Regions from separate parts of the Homo sapiens genome. Here region 2 is linked to region 1. A link is a loop called in an ENCODE intact Hi-C map of the cell type or tissue named here. Cell type or tissue: K562. All regions are shown on one strand. Each heading gives the region's core, and the rest is flanking DNA. Links, peaks and the distances in the headings are about the cores only.

Region 1 (7,389 bases), core at 2,818-5,317:
AACATTACCAGCACCCAGAAACCTTCCTGCACCCTCTTCCACTGAGTGGCCCTTTCAACCCTTACAAAGCCGGAGAGCTCAAGTTCTGGGCCCTGTGGCCTTGGTGAGCAACACCCTGGACCGATCAGAACGACCCAGTGAGTTGGGAAAACGCTCCTTTTACCGATAAACTTGAAGCAACTCATGACTGTGGCTCTGGCACCACCTCAGCGGAGGCGGAAGTGCCATAGAACTTTTAAAAAATATATTTACCAAGAATTAAAACCAGGTGAAATAGTCTTGTATTTGGTAGTTTAAGGGAAAGCAATTGGCTGGATTAAAATGTATTCAAATGTCAGTGCTCTTTTAGAATTTGTCTAGCAGGTTTTCCAGTTTTTACCGGAAAACCCAACAACAGAAAGATCAACAGAAAGATTGATTCAAACTTTCTTGGGCATCAGAAAGTAATGATTCAGAGTTTGGGCTCTAGAATTAGACTGCCCAGGTGCCAAACACTAGCTTCATATCTAGTAGGTAAGTGGTTTCATCTTTTAAGCCTTAGTTTCTTTGTGTAAGTCAAGGAAATGGTGACCTGCTGAGATTGTAAGGATTAAAGAGAATAGACCTGAAGCGCCATGGCAAGTACTCGGTACACGTTAGCTACTAAAGCAACTCGTGCGCATCACTTGGTTAAAATAAGTTTTCATTTTTAAAATTCGGTTACATGCAGCCTCAAAACATGGTTTGGAGATCATTTATGTTTCTGCAAATGAGCAAAACTCTTGATTCAAATTGCAGATAAATCATTAAGTCATGTGTAGATTTGCCCTGGTGTATACAAGCTGCCAGGATGGAGAGAAGAGCAAGGAAATCAAAGACATTGTGATGGGAAATCTTGGTATATCTCTCACAAACACACACAAAAGCATATTAGAGACCCAGAAGCTGCTGAAGTTTTGTGGAGGTCAGAGTAGCTCGGGACCATCAACTGATCTCTGCCATTTCTTACCCCATCCCTTGCATGATTTTCACCAGTTTGGAAGCCTCTTGATGCTATGGTTATGCTTCAGTAAAAGAACAGGCCTGCAAATCAGTCAATTCTTTGCTGAGTGTTTGATTTAAAGAGCTACCTCCAGGCCGGGCGCAGTGGCTCACACCTGTAATCCCAGCACTTTGGGAGGCTGAGGTGGGCAGATCACCTGGGGTCAGGAGTTCGAGATCAGCCTGGCCAACATGATGAAACCCCATCTTTATTAAAAATACAAAAATTAGGCTGAGCATGGTGGCTCACACCTGTAATCCCAGCACTTTGGGAGGCCAAGGCAGGCGGATCACCTGAGGTCGGGAGTTTGAGACCAACCTGACCAACATGGAGAAATCCTGTCTCTACTAAAAACACACAAAAAAATAGCCAGCCATGGTGGTGCATGCCTGTCCCAGCTACTCAGGAGGCTGAGGCAGGAGACTCACTTAAACCCGGGAGATGGAGGTTGTGGTGGGCTGAGATCGAGCCATTGCACTGCAACCTGGGCAACAAGAGTGAAACTCCATCTCAGAAAAGAAATACAAAAATCAGCTGGGCAAGGTGGCAGGCGCCTGTAATCCCAACTACTCAGGAAGCTGAGGCAGGAGAATCACTTGAACCCGGGAGGCGGAGGTTGCAGTGAGCCAAGATCACACCACTGCACTCCAGCCTGGGCAACAGAGTGAGACTCCATCTCAAAATAAATAAATAAATAAATAGTTACGTCAAATTATTTCTAAATGTCTGCTTTGTTTGAGAGTTGAGCCACAGTTGTAGCCAAGTGAGGAAGAGCCCTCCATAAGGGTCCATCCAACTGATGCATCAAGTTTGAAGGAAGCCACAGTGACACTCCTTAATAAAGCTCTGCCAACTTGGCTTATAGCAAGGAAGCCATTGAACTGAGAAAGATTTGCCTGTTAGCCTTCTAAACCTTTCCCTCTCAACCTCTGCCTGGACAACGAAGTTAGGATGATGGAAGCTTCCTCAAAGCAGTAGGTATTTAGAAATCAGAAACAAGGGTCTCATCCAACTCTACGCAAAGCACACGTTTTCACCTTCATAGTCAGAAGATATGGGATGTTGGCCAATAATTCTTTATGAACATGGTCATCTAGGATCCTGAGGGAAGTCAAAAGCTGCTTGAGAAGATCATGTGTGATTTCCCTCAGCACACATTTTGGTGCCCATGCAGTTGAGCAGAAGCCTTCCACCCAGTTCAGGATCATATCTTTTTTGTGTAAACAGCATGTAGCTCATGGCCAGAAACAGGTTATGGAAGGAATGCTGAAGAGTGGAGGAAAATCCACCACAAATCATTCCATGACCAAATAGGACCATATGGAGAACATTCAGTCTTATCTTTTGTATTGTTTTGTTTTTTGAGACAGGGTCTCACTCTGTCGTCCAGGCTGTAGTGCGCTGGCATGATCACAGCTCACTGCAGCCTCAACCTCCCAGGCTCAAGCGATCTTCCCACCTCAGCCTCCTGAGTAGCTGGGACAATAGGTATGCACCACCGTGCCCAGCTCATTTTTAAATTTCTTGGTAAAGACAAGAGTCTTGTCATGTTGCCTGAATTGGTCTCAAACTCCTGGACTCAAGTGATCCTCCTGCCTCAGCATCCCAGAGTGCTGAGATCACAGGCATGAGCCACTGTGTCTGGCTGGTCTTACCTATTTTTTGAGAAGGCATGAGGTCCTAGGCGGGAGGGAAAAAAAGTAATTCCTAACTCAAAGCCTTTAAATCTAGACAGGAATCAAGATTTCAAAACTAATCAGTGCCTTGGGCTTGGAAGGGAAAGGTAAAATGAAGAGGATGAGGGGATGGCTTTGGGGGATTGAGAGCAAGGTGGGTGCAGCAGCCAGTGCATTTTCATAGTCTTATTTATTGAGCAACTACTTTGCGTCAGGTTTCATTTTTTGTTTGTTTTGAGATAGAGTCTTGCTCTGTCACCCAGGCTAGAGTGCAGAGTGCAGTGGCACAATCTCGGCTCACTGCAACCTCCACCTCCCAGGTTCAAGCGATTCTGCTGCCTCAGCCTCCCAAGTAGCTGGGATTATAGGCGTGGCCCACCATGCCCACCTAAGCCTAATTTTTGTATTTTTAGTAGAGACGGGGTTTCACCATGTTGGCCAGGCTGGTCTTGAACTCCTGACCTCAAGTGATCCGCCCACCTTGGCCTCCCAAAGTGCTGAGATTACAGGCATGAGCCACCGTGCCCGGCCTGTGTCAAGTATTCTTGATGCTGAGGATACAGCCCTCAAGAGGTGCACACCCCAGTGGAGGGAGAAACAGAATGAGATTCTTGATACAAGCAATGCTTCAGTTAACAATAGGGGTCATCACAGATTCTTGAGCAGGTGAGTGACAAGTGCGGTGGTGTGGAGGACCCAGCACAGGCTGGCAGAGCAGCAGTAGAGAGGGACTGGAGGCAGGGGAGGTAGCAGTGCCAGTTACAGAGCTGAGGGGCTCCCCGAGACATGGGCGGAGTCTCATCTCTTTCTTGCTTTATTCCCACCCCTGGCCTTTTATGGCCAGAAGCCTTGGAAAGCCGGGTCACACCTGGTGGGCCCCTTCCTATGGCAGGGATGAGGACAAAAGCACGTGTATGGGCTCGCCCTGGAGAAGAGGAGGGGTGTCTGGGAGTCCTCTTCTGCCCTGCTCCTTCAAAAGTCAGTTCTGGTTTGAGCACTGGAGTCTGGGCTTGGAAGGCACCTGTGAGCAGAGGAGGGAGGGGGTCACCCCCCAGAGTTTGGAAGGGTGACAGCTTCATCTATATTCCATTACCCACCCTCTTCTACAGTAGGGTAGAAAACTAGAGAAGGGACCTGGAAGACAAAGAGTCAGCTTTGTCACAGGAAGAGGCAGCTGTAGACACAACGGCAGCCACCAGGTGACCTAGAGCCCTCCCCACAGGCCCAAGCCTGGCTCACGCAGCAGGGTGGCAAGGGCCTGGGGGCGGCCTTAGAAAGCTGCAAAAGTGGCTGTGCGCGGTGGTGATCCCAGCACTTTGGAAGGCCGAGGCGGAGGCTCGCTTGAGTCCAGGAGTTCGAGGCCAGCCTGGGAAACATGGCGAGATGCCCCTGCCTTCCCTATAAAAAAAATAAAAATAATTTTTTTTAAAAAAGCAACTGACCCGCCTGGGTGACGCCCTCAAGCCCCCCCCCCCCCGCCCTTTCCCCACCCGGGCTTCAGTTTGCTCATTGGGGCCTAATCCAGCAGGGCTGTTGCGAAGCTGCCTGGGAGACACCAAGGGGGACCCCCGCCCCGTCCGCCGAGAGCGCCCCCTGGCGGCCCGGCCCTCCCCTGCGCCGCGGGTCCGGGGGCCCTTCCCAGTCCAGGCGCGGCGCACCCTGGGGGATCCGTCCAGCTCCAGAAGTTTCTTCGTCTAAATTACTTGGAGTTGATCTTTCTAAACAGGATTGCTCAGACACACCCTGCCTTCTCGAACAAGGAAAGAACTCTACCCATCCCACTCAACTGCCATGTACGACCGCCTGCAGCCTCATCACAGGGCACTTCCCATAACATCCTACCACCGCGGACCCCAGGCCTCGCCCCTAAAGCCCGAGCCCTGACATCCTGCAGCCTGGAATCGCACATCTCCAGTCACGTGGCCACTGGCCCCGTTTCGCCAAACATGTCCGGAACCGAACCCATCTTCTTGCACCAAACCTTCTTGTGCTCTTCCTCTTCCCTTCCTGAACAAGTCGGCCCTAAAGCCACAGGTGGGGCGACTAAATTTTTTCGTATAAATAAATCCCAAACATTGCATAGGACATAATTATACATTTTATACTAAAAAAAAATGTTCATCTGAAATTCAAATTTAACTGGGCATTCTGTTTTTATTTGCTAAATCTGACAACCCTACTGCCCCTGTCTCTGGCCAGCCAGTTCCTCCTCGTCTCCTGGAGCCAGCCCTGGAGCTTCCCTAGACAGATTCCAGGGACAGCTCCTCCAGGCACAAGGTCATGATGGCGGTGATGGCAAATTATTGCAATGGCTTGTTTTCTTACGTTTCTCCACCCACACTGTGAGTTGTTGGAAGGCCAGACTGTGTGTTTCTCTCTCTTTACCCCAAAGCCTGAAGTTAGGTGCTTAGGTAATGCTCACCACTGTAAAGCCAGTAGGAAGTAAGCGCGTTTTTCTGTTTTGTTTTTTGTTTGTTGTTGTTGTTGTTTTTGAGATGGAGTCTCGCTCTGTTGCCCAGGCTGGAGTACAGTGGCGCAATCTCGGCTCACTGCAACCTCCGCCTCCAGGGTTCAAGCGATTCTCCTGCTTCACCCTCCCGAGTAGCTGGGATTACACCCGCACGCCACCATGCCTGGCTAATTTTTGTATTTTTAGTAGAGACGGGGTTTCACCATGTTGGTCAGGCTGGTCCCAAACTCCTGGCCTCGTGATCTGCCCGCCTCAGCCTCCCAAAGTGCTGGGATTACAGGCATGAGCCACCACGCCCGGCCCTAAACGCGTTTTTAAAGGCGGTGTCTCTCGGTGAAGAGCTGTCACACAATGGTGCTCTCAGGGGTCTGTGGGCCACTGTACCGAGGCCTACACTCCCAAGTTCATTGAGTTACTTTTGAAAAGCATTATACTTGAGCTAGTTTGCCCGCGGGTGTGTGAAGGGAGACAGTCAGTGTGGAGGCCACAGGGTACTCGCCACGATGAGCAGCACCCTAGCTAAGATCGCGGAGACAGAAGAGGAGATGGCTTGGACTCAACAAGGCCACAGCACACCACCTGGGGCTGCTTAAGGCTCGTCTTGCTAAGCTTCGTCGAGAACTCACTACTCCAAAGGGTGGTGGTGGTGGTGGAGGTGCAGAAGAAGGTTTTGATGTGGCCGAGACAGGTGATGCTTGAATTGGATTTGTTGGTTTTCCATTTGTGGGGAAGTCGACACTGCTTAGTAACCTGGCAGGGGTATATTCTGAGGTGGCAGCCTATGAATTCACTACTCTGAGCACTGTGCCTGGTGTCATCAGATACAAAGGTGCCAAAATCCAGCTCCTGGATCTCCCAGGTATTATTGAAGGTGCCAGGGATGGGAAAGGTAGAGGTCGTCGATCATTGCAGTGGCCCGAACCTGTAACTTGATCCTGATTGTTCTGGATGTCCTGAAACCTTTGGGACATAAGAAGATAATTGAAAATGAGCTGGAAGTCTTTGGCATTCACTTGAACAGCAACCACCGCCCCCCAACAATGGCTTTAAGAAGAAGGACAAGGGAGGCATTCATCTCACAGCCACTTGCCCACAGAGTGAGCTGGATGCTGAAACTGTGAAGAGCATTCTGGCTGAATACAAGATTCATAATGCCGATGTGACTCTACGTAGTGATGCTACAGCTGATGACCTCATTGATGTGGTGGAAGGAAACAGAGTTTATATCCCCTGTATCTATGTTAAATAAGATTGACCAAATGTTATGTTAAATAAGATTGACCAAATGTTATCTTATGTTAAATAAGATTGACCAAATCTCCATTGAGGAATTGGATAGCACTATAAGGTGCCTCACGGTGTACCCATCTCTGCCCATCACCACTGGAATTTTGATGACCTATTGGAAAAGATCTGGGACTATCTGAAACTAGTGAGAATTTGCACCAAACCCAAAGGCAATTACCAGGTTACACATCCTCAGTGGTACTTCCTTACTCCAGGACCACAGTGGAGATTTCTGCATGAAGATTCACAAAAATCTTATCAAAGAATTTAAATATGCTCTGGTCTGGGGTCTCTCTGTGAAACACAATCCTCAAAAAGTGGGTAAAGACCATACGTTGGAGGACAAGGATGTCATTCAAATTGTGAAGAAGTGCAACCTTTTCCTTTTCCCATCTACCGGGCGAACCACAGCAGCCTTCCCCATGATCAAGCACCCTACCCCAGTTCCTTCTGGTTTTGGCAGTCACTGGATCAGGATCCAGGGGAGGGAGATGGAGGCACCAAAACTGGCACTTCGTTAGTCTTACCTTGCTGTCACCTTGTATGTCGAACTGCATAAAAGACCTGGTAGGCTGGTCATCTATGTGCAAAAAAAAAAAGAAAAAGAAAACCATTATACTTGAGCGAATTCTTATAGTATAAAAACTTCCCAACAATCAAAAGCAAACAAAATAAAAACAAACAAAAAGCTTCTCCTCATTGTCTCTGCCTTTCAATTTCATTCCCCTCCCAAGAGTTAATCGTTGTTAACTGTTGAGTATGCAAATTCCAAATATTTTTCTTTGTATTTATTAGGCCATAATGAAGAGCCTAATAAACCCAAGAAGCTGAAATCATACAGGACACATTCACTGAATAGAATGCAATTTAATTAGAAAGGGAGGGCAAAACGATCTTAGAAACAGAAATATATTTATTAATAAAGCATGTATCTT
Region 2 (7,389 bases), core at 2,557-5,056, 180 kb before region 1:
AACCCTCATCTCCCTCTACACTCCCCCCTCACCCCAAAATCCAGGCTATTTAGAAGACCAAGTGTTTGACACCCACTTATAGTAGATGAAACCAAATTAGGTGCTCAATGAAACCCAAGAATATTCCAATAAAAGATAAGAGAACTAAGTCAAGGACTTTGAGCTCCCTTTTCTCTAATGTTCATTTTAAAAGCAGCAAACTTAACTCTTAGCAGAATCACCTGCAGGGTTTTCCCAAACTCAGATTCTGAGCCTCGCTCCCAGGGTTTCTGATCCAGTAGGTCTGATCAGGGCCCAAGAAAATGCACTTTTCTCACAAGGTCCAAGGTGATGCTGTGGTCAGCATCACCAGAGAAGCAGAACCAATAGATGCATGTGTGTGTGTGTGTGTGTATGTGTGTGTGTGTGTGTGTGTGTGTAAAAAGATTATTTATAAGAAATTGGGCTCAGTGCAGTGCTTCATGCCTGTAATCCCAGCACTTTGGGAGGCCGAGGTGGGAGGATCACTTGAGCCCAGGAGTTTAAGACCAGCCTGGACAACATGGCAAAACCCCATCTCTACAAAAAAATATACAAAAATTATCTGGGCATAGCTGGGCATAGGCCCAGCCACTCAGGAGGCTGAGGTGAGAGAATCACCTAAGCCCAGAAAGTCAAGGTTGTGGTGAGCCATGATGGCACCACTGCACTCTATCCTGGGCAACAGCGTGAGACCTTGTCTCAAAGATAAGCATATATATATTTCTTTGGAAAGCCAGGCTTTCCAGAAAAAAATTGGCTCACAATTATGGAGGCTGACAAATCCTAAATCTGTAGTCAGGAAGATGGAGACCCAGGAGAGTTACTGGTGTAGTTCCAGTCTAGAAGTCTGCAGGCTGAAGACCTAGGAGGAGCTAATGTTTCAGTTTGAGTCTGAGAACTTAAAAAAAAAATGATGTCCCAGCTCAAAAGCAGTCAAGCAGGAGGCATTCTCCCTTACTTGTGGCAGGGTCAGCCCTTTGTTCTATTCAGGCCTTCAACTGATTGGATGGCGCCCACCCACACTGGGGAGGACAATTTTTATTCAGCCTGACATTTCAAATGTTAACATCAGCCAGATGTGGTGGCTCACGCCTATGATCCTAGCACTTTGGAAGGCTGAGGAGGCAGGCTGCCTGAGGCCAGGAGTTCAAGACCAGCCTGGGTAACATGGTGAAACCCTTCTCTACTAAAAATACAAAAAATTAGCTGAGCATGGTAGTGTGTGTCTGTAGTCCCAGCTACTCAGCAGGCTGAAGCGCGAGAATCGCTTGAACCTGGGAAGTGGAGGTTGCAGTGAGCTGTCTTTAAAAAAAAAAAAAAGTTAACATCATGTTAACATCATCCAGAAACATCTTCACAGAGACACCTAGAATAACATTTGGCCAGATATCCAGGCACCCCATCGCCCAGTCAGGTTGACTCATAAAATTAATTATCACGGATGCTGCTGCTGCTGCTGCTGCTGCTGCTGTGTGACCAAACTTTGAAAATCACTGCTTGGGAGTGTCTGCCTCTCTTTGAGGTGGGGTTAAATCATTATCTCCCCATCTCACAACCTACAGGGGGAACACCTATGATCACAGGACAGGAGTCACAGCAGGATAGACACAGCCAGCCACAGTGGCCAAGCTTGACTGGCTGGCAGACTGTTGGGGGCATAGAGTCTTCGGCTGAGTGGCTGGAATCCTGTGTTGCTCATCATCAGATCCCAAAAGACACTTCATCTCCCTGGGCTCCAGCTTCATTTAGGATCCGCAGATAATACACAGGAACTACTAACACTAAAACATTATTTGCTATTTATCTGAAATTCAAATTTAACCTGCATCCTTTTTCTCTTTTTTCTTTCTTCTTCTTTTTTTTTGCTAAATTTGGCAACAGGGCAGGCCACTGCTGCTGTCATTAGAAAGACTCATTTCAGCCCAGGCAAGGGGAGGAGAGCAAACCCAGAGATGGTAACCTGCTCCCCTGAACCAGAGGAAGCAGAGACCTTCTCACAAGGACCAGGCGAGGGATGTGAGTCGGCCTGAAGGGAGGGTGGGAGATGTCCGGGCTCACTTAACCACAGAAGGGTGGACCTCTCAGACCAACACTGACACCAGCAGTAAACAGGAAATGCCCTCCAACCGCAGGCCTCCTGCTCTTCCTGCCAGGGTCGAGAAGATTCTAATCCAGATTCAGAAGAGGAGCTGACTGGCCTCTGGCAAGCCCAAGCTGGATTACCAGCTGCGGAGGCAGAGGTGCCTGAGGTTTCCCAGCCCCCAGGCCAGAGGAGGCTGCTACACCCACTTCCCCCACGAAGCTGGGGCCCAGGCCAGAGAGAGAGCCCCAAAGCTGGTTTGGGGGCGGGGAGCTTCCCTACAGGCCCTGGAGGTACCAGGAGTGGGTGAGGTGCGGGGTGGGTGGCCTCCACAGTCCGGGTACACAGTTTGTCTGGGAGATTTCCTGGTTGCTGGTATGGGGGGGAGGTGTTCTTGTAGCTGCTGCAGGAACCTCTCCCTGTGAGCTCCATGGATGGGAAGTCGGGGTGTGGAGTGTGTAGTACTAGAATCTGCCATCTCCAGCTCTGTGCCTGTTTCCCCCAGCCCCATAGGCCCCAAGACAAAGCAAGAGGAATGAGAGGAAGCACAGCCGGGTCAAAGCTCCGAGCCACGAGTACTGAGGCAGGTGGTGGTACCCAGACCCCCTCTCCATAGCTCCCATGAGAGCACAAGGCGGAGGAGAGGACAGACTCCTGGCCTGAGGGGCCAAGCACCAGCTTCTCAGCCAGCTCTGCCACTGACTTGCTGCTTGGCAAGTCACTTAACTGTTCCAAGCCTCAGTTTTCACTTCTGGAAATGGGGATATGACCCCCTGCCTGCCCCCTCATGCTGGCATAAGAATCAATGACCTGTGACAGGACTTTGTAAATTATAAGTTGGTATTAGTTAGGCCTCTTTAGTCACAAATGTGAGAAACTGACATTAAATGAGGCAATGCAAAAGGGGGATTCACCAGCTCAGAGGCCCAAGACCCAGGGCAGGGAGAGGAGGCGCTGTCATTCCCTCTCACCCCTGCATCTCTCTGCAAGTCAGTCTCTTCTTCCGCAAGCCTGGAGCCAACTTCACCTCCTAAGAGGAGCTTCTCTGCTCTGTCACTACCAACTTGAACAACCACAGGGAGGGCCCTGAATTGTGTCACATGTCCACCCATGGCTGTGAGACACTATCTTATGCAGCTTCTTCTGGAAGCTTCTTATTTTGATTGTTGGCATCAGCATTATAAGTTTGCCACATTTTCCTGATTCCTATCCTCCTTGGACAAAATAACATAGGGGCTAAGGGCACAGGCTCTGGAACCCAGATTACCTGGATTCAAGTTCTGGTTCTGCCATTTTCTCACTGTGTAACGTTGGGCAAGTCGCTTAACTTCTCTGCACCTCAGTTCATAAATCTGTGAAAACTAAATGAGTTGATACATGGGAAGTATGAACAATTGTGCCTGGTGCCGGCCAGGGGTTCAACAAATGTTAATCATTATTATTGTCGGAGAATGAAGGGGCAGTGCCTGGGAATCCCAGGATGAGAGACAGCCTGAAGAAAAACCATCCTGCTCCACCTACTCCTCAACCTTCTTCCGGGGAGAGCTGACAACTGCAGGAGCTATGGCTCAACAAAGATGTACAGAGCTATGCAGTAAGCCCTGAGAATTACAAAACTTGACAGACAAAGTCGCTTTTTCTCCAGAAGCTCATTGCCAAGTAAGGGAGATAGAAGCATGAAGAGATCATTTCTATCCTGTGCTGGATAGAAGCGTGTGTATGTCTCTGTGGGAAGCCACAGTGGGACAACTGGTCCAGAGAGAGCTGCCTGGAAGAAATGACACCTGAGCTAAGGCCTGGAGCAGGGGCAAGAGCTTGCCAAGCAAGGAAAGGAGGGCAGGGCGTTGTGCTGTCCATTGGCTATTCAGTCTCGGCTCCAGATCTCCACTTGTCAGGTTGGCGCTACTGGGGCTTGATCTGTGCAAATTACATGTCCCCAGGTCAGCTGGTTCTGGCAGGTTCTTCCAATAGGGGGCACTAGGAGACTGAGGTCAGGAGGAGAGAAGGCACTTGCTCTTTTGTGCTTGCTTGCTTCTCCCCAGCAAGCTTTTTGCCGCAGAAGCATCCACTGAAGCCTCCAGCTTTCTTCAGCCTCAGCAGCTGGAAGCCATGTGAAGCAGCTGACAAACAGCTGGAGGCTGAGATGCCTGCTGTGGGGGGAGCAACAGTTTAAACCAGTGAGCATGTAGCATCGGAAAGCTTCCCGATGGATGATAGGTAAGGTCGGGTATGCAGATGGCCTTCCTGTGCAGGGCTGGGGACCAGAAAGAGGCAGCTAGGGGCAGGGGCCAGCCCCAGGGCAGGTTCAGAACCAAGACCCCATGTTGTGGGAGAATGGGGCCCATCAGGTGGGGCCTGGGCCCAGGGAGCTCTGGTGCAGATGCATGGAACTAAAGCACCCAAAACCTCCTCTGAGTTCCCAGCACTGATGGTGTTTTCAGAGATCATCGTGGCTCCCAGCCCGGGGAAGCCAGACTCAGGGCCAGGACTCTGAGTGGGGGGTTAGGAGAGGCGGCAGCTCTAAGGATGGAAGTTGGTGCTGACAGCAAGGGGCTGGCTCTATCCTCTGAGTATCTGGGAGCCATCATGGATCAAGGTCTCACTCCCATATTAGGAAAATTCTTTAAAAATTCCTCCGTGCAGTGCAATCTTGATTCTCCAGTGTGGGATGGGAGCATTGTGCCCCAGATATGGGAAGTCCTGGGCCACTTCCCTGGACCAGAAGTGCCGTGTCCCCACAACCCATCAGAGAGCTGGGGAAGTGCCATCCAGGCGAGCCTGAGCAGGTCCCCGGCCTTTCCCAATTCCCACATGTGCAATGGGAATGCAGCCAGTCAGAAGCAAGGGCCTCTGGCTCTGTGCCTCCACAGGGTAAGGCTGACCACAGGACTAGTCAGCCAAGGTTCGTGGACCCCTGCCAGTGCTGGCCTTGGCTCCAGGACAGGAATGTCCCTAAAGAGCTGAGGACCTTCCTTCTAGTGCTGCTCCCGGATGGAGGGCGGGGCACAAAGAACACAGCATGGATACGGAGGACCCAGGCTGTGAGCTGTCACCCTCCACTGGGCCTGGGGATGGTGGAGGGGGAGGATGGATGGAGAGATGGGAGAGGGGGATAAGTGAGGGAAGGAGGAAGGGAGGGAGACAGGGAGGTGGGGGAGAGGAGTCACACTGACGTCCAGGTTATGGACAGAAACGGACAGCTGAGGAGCCCATCAAGGCATACTAATGCCGCTGAGGCCGAGCGCATGTGCCCTCCCTTGGGCAGCTCCACTTCTCTGGGAATTCGTCATATGGCACCTGGCTTGCACTTCAGTCTCTGTGAGTCCATCCAAGGGAGTGAGTCCTACACTCCTATTCAGCTCTGGGAGCCACAGCCTGCTCAAAGAGCATCTGAAGCCACCGAGGCAAGCAGCAGACCTGGTGGCCCCGCTGTGAGCAAATTAGCTCATCTTCCTGGGACCCATAGAGCCGTCGGCCATTCCAAAATATCAGCCTCTTCGCTGGTTTCCGCCCAGCTGCCAAGGGACTACCCATGGACTTGGGGGTTGACCTTTCACTGCCTCCAGCTCATGGGGATGGACTTCCGCTCTAAAGGCAAGGGAGCATTGCCAACCCCTGCCACTCCAACAAGAGGGAGCTGTTCTTTTTCACTGTAGGGATTAAAACTCACAACAAAAACACTCAAGAAGCAGGCCAGGCACGGTGGTTCACACCTGTAATCCCAGCACTTTGGGAGGCCAAGGCAGGCAGATCACCTGAGGTCGGGAGTTCAAGATCAGCCTGACCAACATGGAGAAACCCCATCTCCACTAAAAATATAAAATTAGCCAGGCATGGTGGCACATACCTGTAATCCCAGCAACTTAGGAGGCTGAGACAGGAGAATCGCTTGAATCTGGGAGGCAGAGGTTGCAGTGAACTGAGATCATGCCATTGCATTCCAGCCTGGACAACAAAAGCAAAACTCCGTCTCAAAAAAAAAAAAAATACCCAAGAAGCCCCAGCTCCAATGCACTGTCAGAGCCTTCCAAAGTCCTCTTTTGTCACCACCTCATGGGGGTGGCTTCCAGTGACTACCGAGCAGACCATCAGACACTTATTCTCTGGTCATTCCAGGCATGTGACACATTGCCAGCCACTGGCATTGCCAAGAAGCTTGGGACGGACTGCTACCATAGTCACCTCAGGGGCATTACAAGCAGATGTGCCCGAAGTACTAGAAAGTTAATATCTATTTACTCATTTATTTTTGAGATGGAGTCTTGCTCTGCCGCGCCCAGGCTGGAGTACAGTAGCACCATCTTGGCTCACTGCAACCTCCCCCTCCTGGGTTCAAGTGATTCTCCTGCCTCAGTCTCCCAGGCAGCTGGGATTACAGGCACCTGCCACCACGCCCTGCTAATTTTTTGTATTTTTAGTAGAGACGGGGGTTTCACCATATTGGCCAGGCTGGTCTCGAACTTCCGACCTCAGGTGATCCCCCCCGCCTCGGCCTCCCAAAGTGCTGGGATTACAGGTGTGAGCCACTGCGCCTGGCCAAAGTTAATATTTATATTATCCAAAACCAGAGGTTCTACAGGAACAAGTATTTACTTCCCTTTGTACAGAGGCCCACCTGCTAGGGCAATGGTTAGGTGCACATGACATAAACCAGGCAATGTTAGAGGTACGTGCATATGGTATCTTTGCAGGGGTAAGGGATGGTTTTAACATAGGCCTTGGAGATTTCTAGGAGATTGGTCATTTCCTTAAACAGCTTATTTCTGGCATGAAAAACTTCCATCTTCAACACTCTTACTCCCTCCCATTACTTCAATTTCTACCTTTACTCCTAAATATGCAGCTACAGCCTTGACTTGGTTCTCGAGCTCCAGATTTGGCAAACTCACCTATCGCCACAGAGAAGTCTCACGGCCAAGCTGAATAAAATAAAACGCTTCTCTTTGCTGTAAGCCCACTCCTCCTCCCATCTTCCCTGTTCCTGTGAGCCATAACACATTCACCTCATCATCAAGGGTCACACCCTTAGAATCCTCACCGACAGCTCCTAACCCACAAGCAGGAAGGCTGGGCAGTGCACCCTCACTGCTTGTCTCAGACCCCTCACGTCCCTCATACCTACTGTCACAGCCCCAGGTCACCTAGAAAGCTGCTCTCCTCCCTCCTTTTCTTACAGCACAACGAGCCAGATTCATCTTCCAAAGCACCGCTGTCCTCTCCAAGCTGCAGTCTCTCACTCTCTTGCCCTTAGAGTAAGTCCGAATGCCTCACCCGGGCCTCCATGATCC

The links. Peaks named below come from ENCODE experiments on the same cell type or tissue, not always from the same donor. Only the 100,000 strongest peaks of a DNase experiment are listed, where the experiment ranks them.
Region 2: a loop joins it to region 1, with 6 times the contacts of the local background. A loop is called at or near these places in 2 of 110 quality-filtered maps.

The regions. Positions count from the first base shown.
Region 1 is chr2:20,239,328-20,246,716 of GRCh38, reverse strand. It overlaps the pseudogene DRG1P1 and the pseudogene RNU7-113P. Among named protein-coding and RNA genes, the nearest start is that of SDC1, 18 kb to the right of the region's middle. RefSeq lists silencers at 4,172-4,401, 5,436-5,582. In K562, for the core only: a CTCF peak has its summit at 4,305 (motif pointing left); a DNase peak (open chromatin) is centred at 4,306.
Region 2 is chr2:20,419,757-20,427,145 of GRCh38, reverse strand. LOC105373465 (a long non-coding RNA gene) reads left to right here and starts at 2,201. Exons shown (of 5, transcript XR_001739317.2): 1 at 2,201-2,394; 2 at 2,607-4,318. RefSeq lists enhancers at 2,037-2,086, 2,147-2,306, 4,440-4,953. In K562, for the core only: a CTCF peak has its summit at 4,080 (motif pointing right); a DNase peak (open chromatin) is centred at 4,065; H3K27me3 peaks cover 1,200 bases.